Linked DNA regions of Homo sapiens: region 1 is linked to region 2. The links are chromatin loops, found by intact Hi-C in ENCODE. Cell type or tissue: natural killer cell. All regions are shown on one strand. Each heading gives the region's core, and the rest is flanking DNA. Links, peaks and the distances in the headings are about the cores only.

Evidence for each region. Hi-C counts contacts between places; a loop is a spot of excess contacts. Peaks named below come from ENCODE experiments on the same cell type or tissue, not always from the same donor. Only the 100,000 strongest peaks of a DNase experiment are listed, where the experiment ranks them.
Region 1: a loop joins it to region 2, with 2.3 times the contacts of the local background. A loop is called at or near these places in 1 of 110 quality-filtered maps.

Annotation. Positions count from the first base shown.
Region 1 is chr12:67,697,372-67,700,294 of GRCh38, reverse strand. No RefSeq gene overlaps it. Among named protein-coding and RNA genes, the nearest start is that of LINC02421, 31 kb to the left of the region's middle. In natural killer cell, for the core only: no CTCF peak of the experiment used is centred there; DNase peaks (open chromatin) are centred at 1,274 and 2,674; H3K4me3 peaks cover 841 bases; H3K27ac peaks cover 1,383 bases.
Region 2 is chr12:67,578,044-67,580,966 of GRCh38, reverse strand. All of the region lies in intron 2 of LINC02442 (long intergenic non-protein coding RNA 2442), which reads left to right. Among named protein-coding and RNA genes, the nearest start is that of LINC02442, 10 kb to the left of the region's middle. In natural killer cell, for the core only: no CTCF peak of the experiment used is centred there; DNase peaks (open chromatin) are centred at 1,446 and 1,726; H3K27ac peaks cover 1,661 bases.

The sequences.
Region 1 (2,923 bases), core at 282-2,781, 120 kb before region 2:
TTTCTGTATGCACTTCATACTGCAACAAAATGTTTACATTGTGCAGAACAATGTATGTATCCAATATCTTTCCCACCCATGAGTACAGAACCACACCTGGTTTGTTCACTACAATATCAGCATTCCCCGAACAGTGTCTAACACACATTGTTGCTTGTTGAATGGAAGATTAATGACTTTTTAAGAGAATTTCCTTAATACAGCTGATTTTTTTTTGTCCTCATCAGTGGAGCTATATTTACCCGTTTTATCAGATATCTTTTGATATTGCAAGGCAGTTGTTTCAGGTAGACCAGCTTGCAGACAGGAGAGCTGAGAGCAAAATGCAGTGAGGGAGATGGAAATTAAGCTCCCTGAGGTCAAGAACTTTTATACTGCTTGCTCACAGTGCAAGGTGGTGCTGTTCAGATAACTTTATGTGGGTAAGTCATTTAATCCTCATAACAACTAATGAAGCACCTCACAAATGAGCTAACTGATGAGAAAATTAAGGCTTAGAGAAGTTTTATAACTCAAGTAGGGAATAACACTGCCAGGATTTAAACCCTAAGTATGAGTTTAACTATGGTACTATCTTCTTACCTCTGCACATAGTATGCACTTGAAAAATATTTGTGTAAGAGTACATAATGGACCTCTCCATCATACCTTGTGTTTCTCCTCCCCACTTCCCCACACAGGCATAATTGTGTACTTACGATCTGGTCTCAGTGGTGGCAGTGGGTGGGGGGAGCTGGGAGAAGGAGGGCAAGGGAGCCTTTTAGCCCAGCCTCCTAGTTTAGACAGGGTCGCAGACATGGACATTTGACATCATCCCCAAGTGAGATTATATGTGCAGTAACTTTCACTCGTCTGACTGGAGGGAGTTGTCCCTCACACAACCTTAAACTTGGGTCCCACTGCCTATAGTATACCCTGTAGAAATGCTTCTTTATGTTGAAATCTTTTGAAAAGCAAAATAATTACATTGCACTTACTTAAATGCATGTGTTAAGACTACTAATTTCTTAAACATAAACATTAAAAAGTATACCACAGTGTTTGTAAGTCTGTCTTGGCATTTCTTCACTTTCTAACACATCATGAGTATTAAAAATAAAAAAACGGAAGTGGCTCAGGCACTTCTACTTCAGAGAGACCCTGACTAATGCCTAAGAAGTTGGTTTCTGTGTGCACGGCAGGATTTTATCTCATGCCAACCAGGGGTGTAACTACTGCTACATGGGGAGACACAAAAAGCCCTTGGGCTAATGTGAATCAGTGAAACCCACAGAAAACTGAAAGCCTCATTCAATTTCAACTCTTTACCATGCAAGGCTTATTGCTAGGGTGGCTTTAAATAGTCACAGAAATGCTTGATTTTACTTTCACTTCCTTCCTTCCCCATCTCAAACCTCTGTAGAGGTTCTTAGGAGGTTTCGATGACTAAATCAGATGATAACAGCAACATCTTTCACTTAGACAGACTTTACAGAACCTTTCGGTTTGGTCTCCTTTGGTCCCCTCAAAAGCCCAGGCAACAGCAATGACTACTGTTGTTTGATAGTCCTGCTGACTAACAACCCCTTCTCTACCCCAAAAAATGTGGGAGTGACTTTTCCTTTCATTACAGAATACTAAACAGCCAAGAATGGATCTCATTCCCCGTGATGGGGAGAAGAAAAGCAATACAGTCCAAAGGCTGAGAACCTTAGTATTGCCTTAAAAGTGCTTTGCTTATTGATGCCTTCACCTTCAATTATATGGAAAATTTTTTAATGCAGTTTAACAATTTTACTGTTTTCATCTACTGAAAAAAAATCAATCCAACACTTCTTTCAACATGCACTATAAGCTTGTGAAACTGTCCATGTGAACGAGGTGAAGGAATCAATTTTTATTTATTGAAGAAACCAAAAGTGGGGTAGGGGTGGGAAGGAATACATTTGGCAGAGGATGAAGCCATGTTACTTCAAAAGGGGAAAAAAAGAATATAACATAAAAGGGAAAATATTTCAAATTTGTAAGGAAAAATTGTTTTCACCAGAAAAATTTCCTCATGCTCTCATTTTTGTTTGGCTTTGTCTACTCATGGCATTCCAAGCAATCTGTCTCTTAGCACCACAGCTGTGAAATATATGCACTTACGGAGACTTCCCGGTTAGCCTCTTCACATTTCACTGGGTTTCATTGTGTGCAATGTCTTGCCATTGACTCTCACACTGTGCTGTGTATACTGTTTCATAATTCTGTTTTACAGAATAGCATTTTCATCTAATAGAAGTTAACATAATAAGGGAAATGGTGACAATAATATATGGTCACTAAACCATATTGCCATTTTGGAACAGTTTATTATGTACACTATGATCCATGTTATTCTAAAAGAATGGATGCATTCATGAGTAAACATAAGTACAGACTTTATAACAGAAATTTGCCTCTACTAGATTAGGAGTTGGCAAACTTCTTTGTCAAGGGCTAGAGAGCAAATATCTTAAGCTTTGTGGGCTATGCTGTCTCTATCTCAACTACTCAACTCTGCCATAGCAGGGAAGGCACCCAGAGACAGTACACAATATATGTAGACAGTAGACAGTGGACAATATGCAATGAATGACTGTGGTTATCCTAAACTTTATTTACAAAAACACACGGCAGTCGTGTTTGTGACACAGAGATGTAGTTTCCTGACCTCTGATCTAGAAGATAGGTATGTTTGCAACCACAACACAAAGGCTGCCCTGAGACTCTAAGCACTAAACATCTGTTTGGCAATTTACCTGAAAAGTTGTGGTTTTTTTTTTTTTAAGTTAAAATTAAAATGACTTTTCTCCTGAGAAAATATTTAAAAGAGTAGGTTTTGGCAAGTAAGTTGAAGGACACACTAGTTATTTTTCTACATCACAATAAAATTAACATAAAACAGGTCATTGGAAATAAA
Region 2 (2,923 bases), core at 151-2,650:
ACCCGCTCATACTACTCAGGAACACCCACCGTTTCTCTACGCCTACTTATTCATTTATTATTTGGACAAATATTTATGGTGTACCTACTCAGTTTCAAAAACTTTAATAGGTTCTGGGGATTCAAAGGTGAACAAGATAAACATAGTCCCTCCTTCAGGAGCTTTAAGCTCTAGTTTTGATAAGTGCTACACAGAAGTACATTTATGATGACACGTAAAGGTGGCATGTTACCTAATCCAGTGGGTCATGGAAGCCTTCTCTGAGGGAATTACTTTTAATCTGAGATATAAAAAATTAAGAGGATTGATCCAAGCATTAGAGCATTCTATGAAGAAAGAACCACAGGTGTAGAGCCCTAAGGCACGTCCAGATCCTACCCACCCTGCAAGACTCAGCTCAGTTTTCAACTTCTCATCAAGTTTTTCCCAACCTCTGGAGTCTATGTTGAAGAACTGCTTACTCTTCTGAACTCACTGACACTCTGACTCTGTACCATTTTCTTAAGCTCTTAGTCACCATTGTTCTTATCACCATCCCACCTTTTATCTTTATCTTGCCTAGACTGTATCAGGACAGAACCATGCTCTGTGTCTTGCAATCTTCATGAACATCTAACTCCTAGTAAAAGTGTCTTACAATCTTCATGAACATCTAGCTCCTAGTAAAAGCTCAATAAATATAAATTAAATGCATGTATGCATGACTGAATGTATGAATGAATAAATGGTCTTGGTCAATTCAAGTTCCATGCATGGCCATTCAGTAAGTCTCAACAGAGGCATCACAGCAGTACAGAAGATATTGTATTCTTGATATTTTTAAAAGATTATTGGCCGTGCATCTCATTAAATAAACCATAACCCCCAAATCACCCCCCTGCCCCACCCCCCCAAAAAAACATGAGGATGGATGAGTGGTCAGAAAAAGCTGTCTCTATTCATGGTGCTGTGAGAAGATCCTTTTCTACCTAATAGTTGTTAGGTTATATAAATTGGTCTCAAGAAAATCTCTAACTAGAATGTGCTGGATTCTGTTGGATATGATATGTTCTTAGTGAAAGAGAAACCACCTTAACTATCTCCAGGCAGAAGAATCCTTCAATAGAAGCCTGCTGAAGGATGTGTGGATAGGCCTGTGGACTCTCATGATAGCTAACCTCTTCCACCAACCAAAATAGAGAATTGACACCACCCGCCAGTTTGCAGTAAATTCTCATCCTGCTCCTGGGCCTGCAAACATTTTCACTGCTATGGCTTCCTACCTCCTCCACCTTTGTTCCTCAACCTCCTTGGAACCAACCTGCCAACTTCAGGCCAGGTGGTATCATCTTTCCCTCAAGAAAATTTTAAAATGGAACACACTCAATTTCTGTTTCCTACATCAAAAACCACCTCAATGAGTTTTTAGTTGATACTTATATTTGAAAGCTGGATGTGGTTGGGAGAAAATGTAAACCACAGAGAGGCAGCTGACTCAGAGAGGGCACAGGAGAAACTAAATTATTAACACCTTAGTTCCTGTTCTCTGAATTTTCCCATCCTCTGGATTTTAGATGAAGTGCCAGAATGGGAAGCATTTTAGTGATAGGTTCTTTGCTGTGAGTGCCAAACCAGAAGATATCCAAGCAGGCCTGGAATGAAGAGAGGCCCAAGGATAAACAGGAGCTCAGTTCAGTTCAATGTGTATTTATGAGCTCCTGCTAAGTTGCATACTCTGCACTGGGCACTAGAAATACAAAAATAAATAAAATATTGTCCCTGATTTAAAGGAGCTTGTGATCCAGTAGGGGATTCAGACGTGTCAACATGTGATTATTGTGCAATGTGGTAAGTGCAGTGAGAAACAGGAAATATGAAAGAGGAAAACATCACCCATCTCAGGAAGGATAGAAAAGTAGGTTGGTCTAGAGGGTTGAAAATGATTCTGAAATGATCGTACTAACATCATAACGATAGGTCACACTGCCACATAGCAACATAAAAAGTCTACATAAAAAGAGATCATGTGTTTTGGGGAAATAATTACTTAATTTCTCACCCAGTGGATCAAATGAGGAATTCCATGGCCCAAATGAAGCCAGAGTAATATGAAATGTAATTATTTTAATCGCTCAAAATTGGCAATGCACACAGCTCTCTGCTTAGACCCTGAAATTTGACTAAAGCCTTTATGAATTGCTTATGGAAAGGTTTACCAACCTCAGCACTAATGACATTTTTGGACTAGATAAGTTTTGTTGTGTGAATGTCCTGTGTATTGTAGGATGTTTAGTCTTTACCCATTAATGCCAGTGGCATCCACCATCTCCCAATTGGGACCAACTAAAATGTCTCAAATTGCTAAATGTCTCTTGGGGGGTGAAATCAATGCTAGTTGAGAACCACAAGTGAGGAAGTTTGTAGAAATGAACCCAATCATGTCTATTTAGTTCAAGATAATCAGTTCCTATCTAAGGCTGTGTTTAATAACCCAAACCCAGGAACTTGCCATCATCATTGTAGTTAAGCCTTTTCTTAGACAATTTCTACTTGAGACAGTGATAGCTGTGGCAGAAATTTCTAATTTCCTCCATTATACATTCTACTTCTCTCAGTCAACCTGGAAAAAGAACTCTCGATTTTTAGCTGGCCATCCGGAATAGACATTTCCTGGTCTTGCTGATGAGCTATAAGCAGAATTGGTGTGCACAGTTTCTAGGAATTTCCTTAAAGGGAAGGAATGTGTTCTTCTTCTTCAATTTCTTCCTTTTTCCACTTGATGTAGATGTAATTGCTGGAGCTCCAGCAGCCATACTTGATTATGAGGTGACATTGGGAACTGAAGCCACGAATTTCAGTTCAACAGATAGAAAAGGCTGACACTGGGCAGGGCCTTACCAACCCTGAAATCCTGAATTGCTACCTCCAGACTATCACGTAAGAT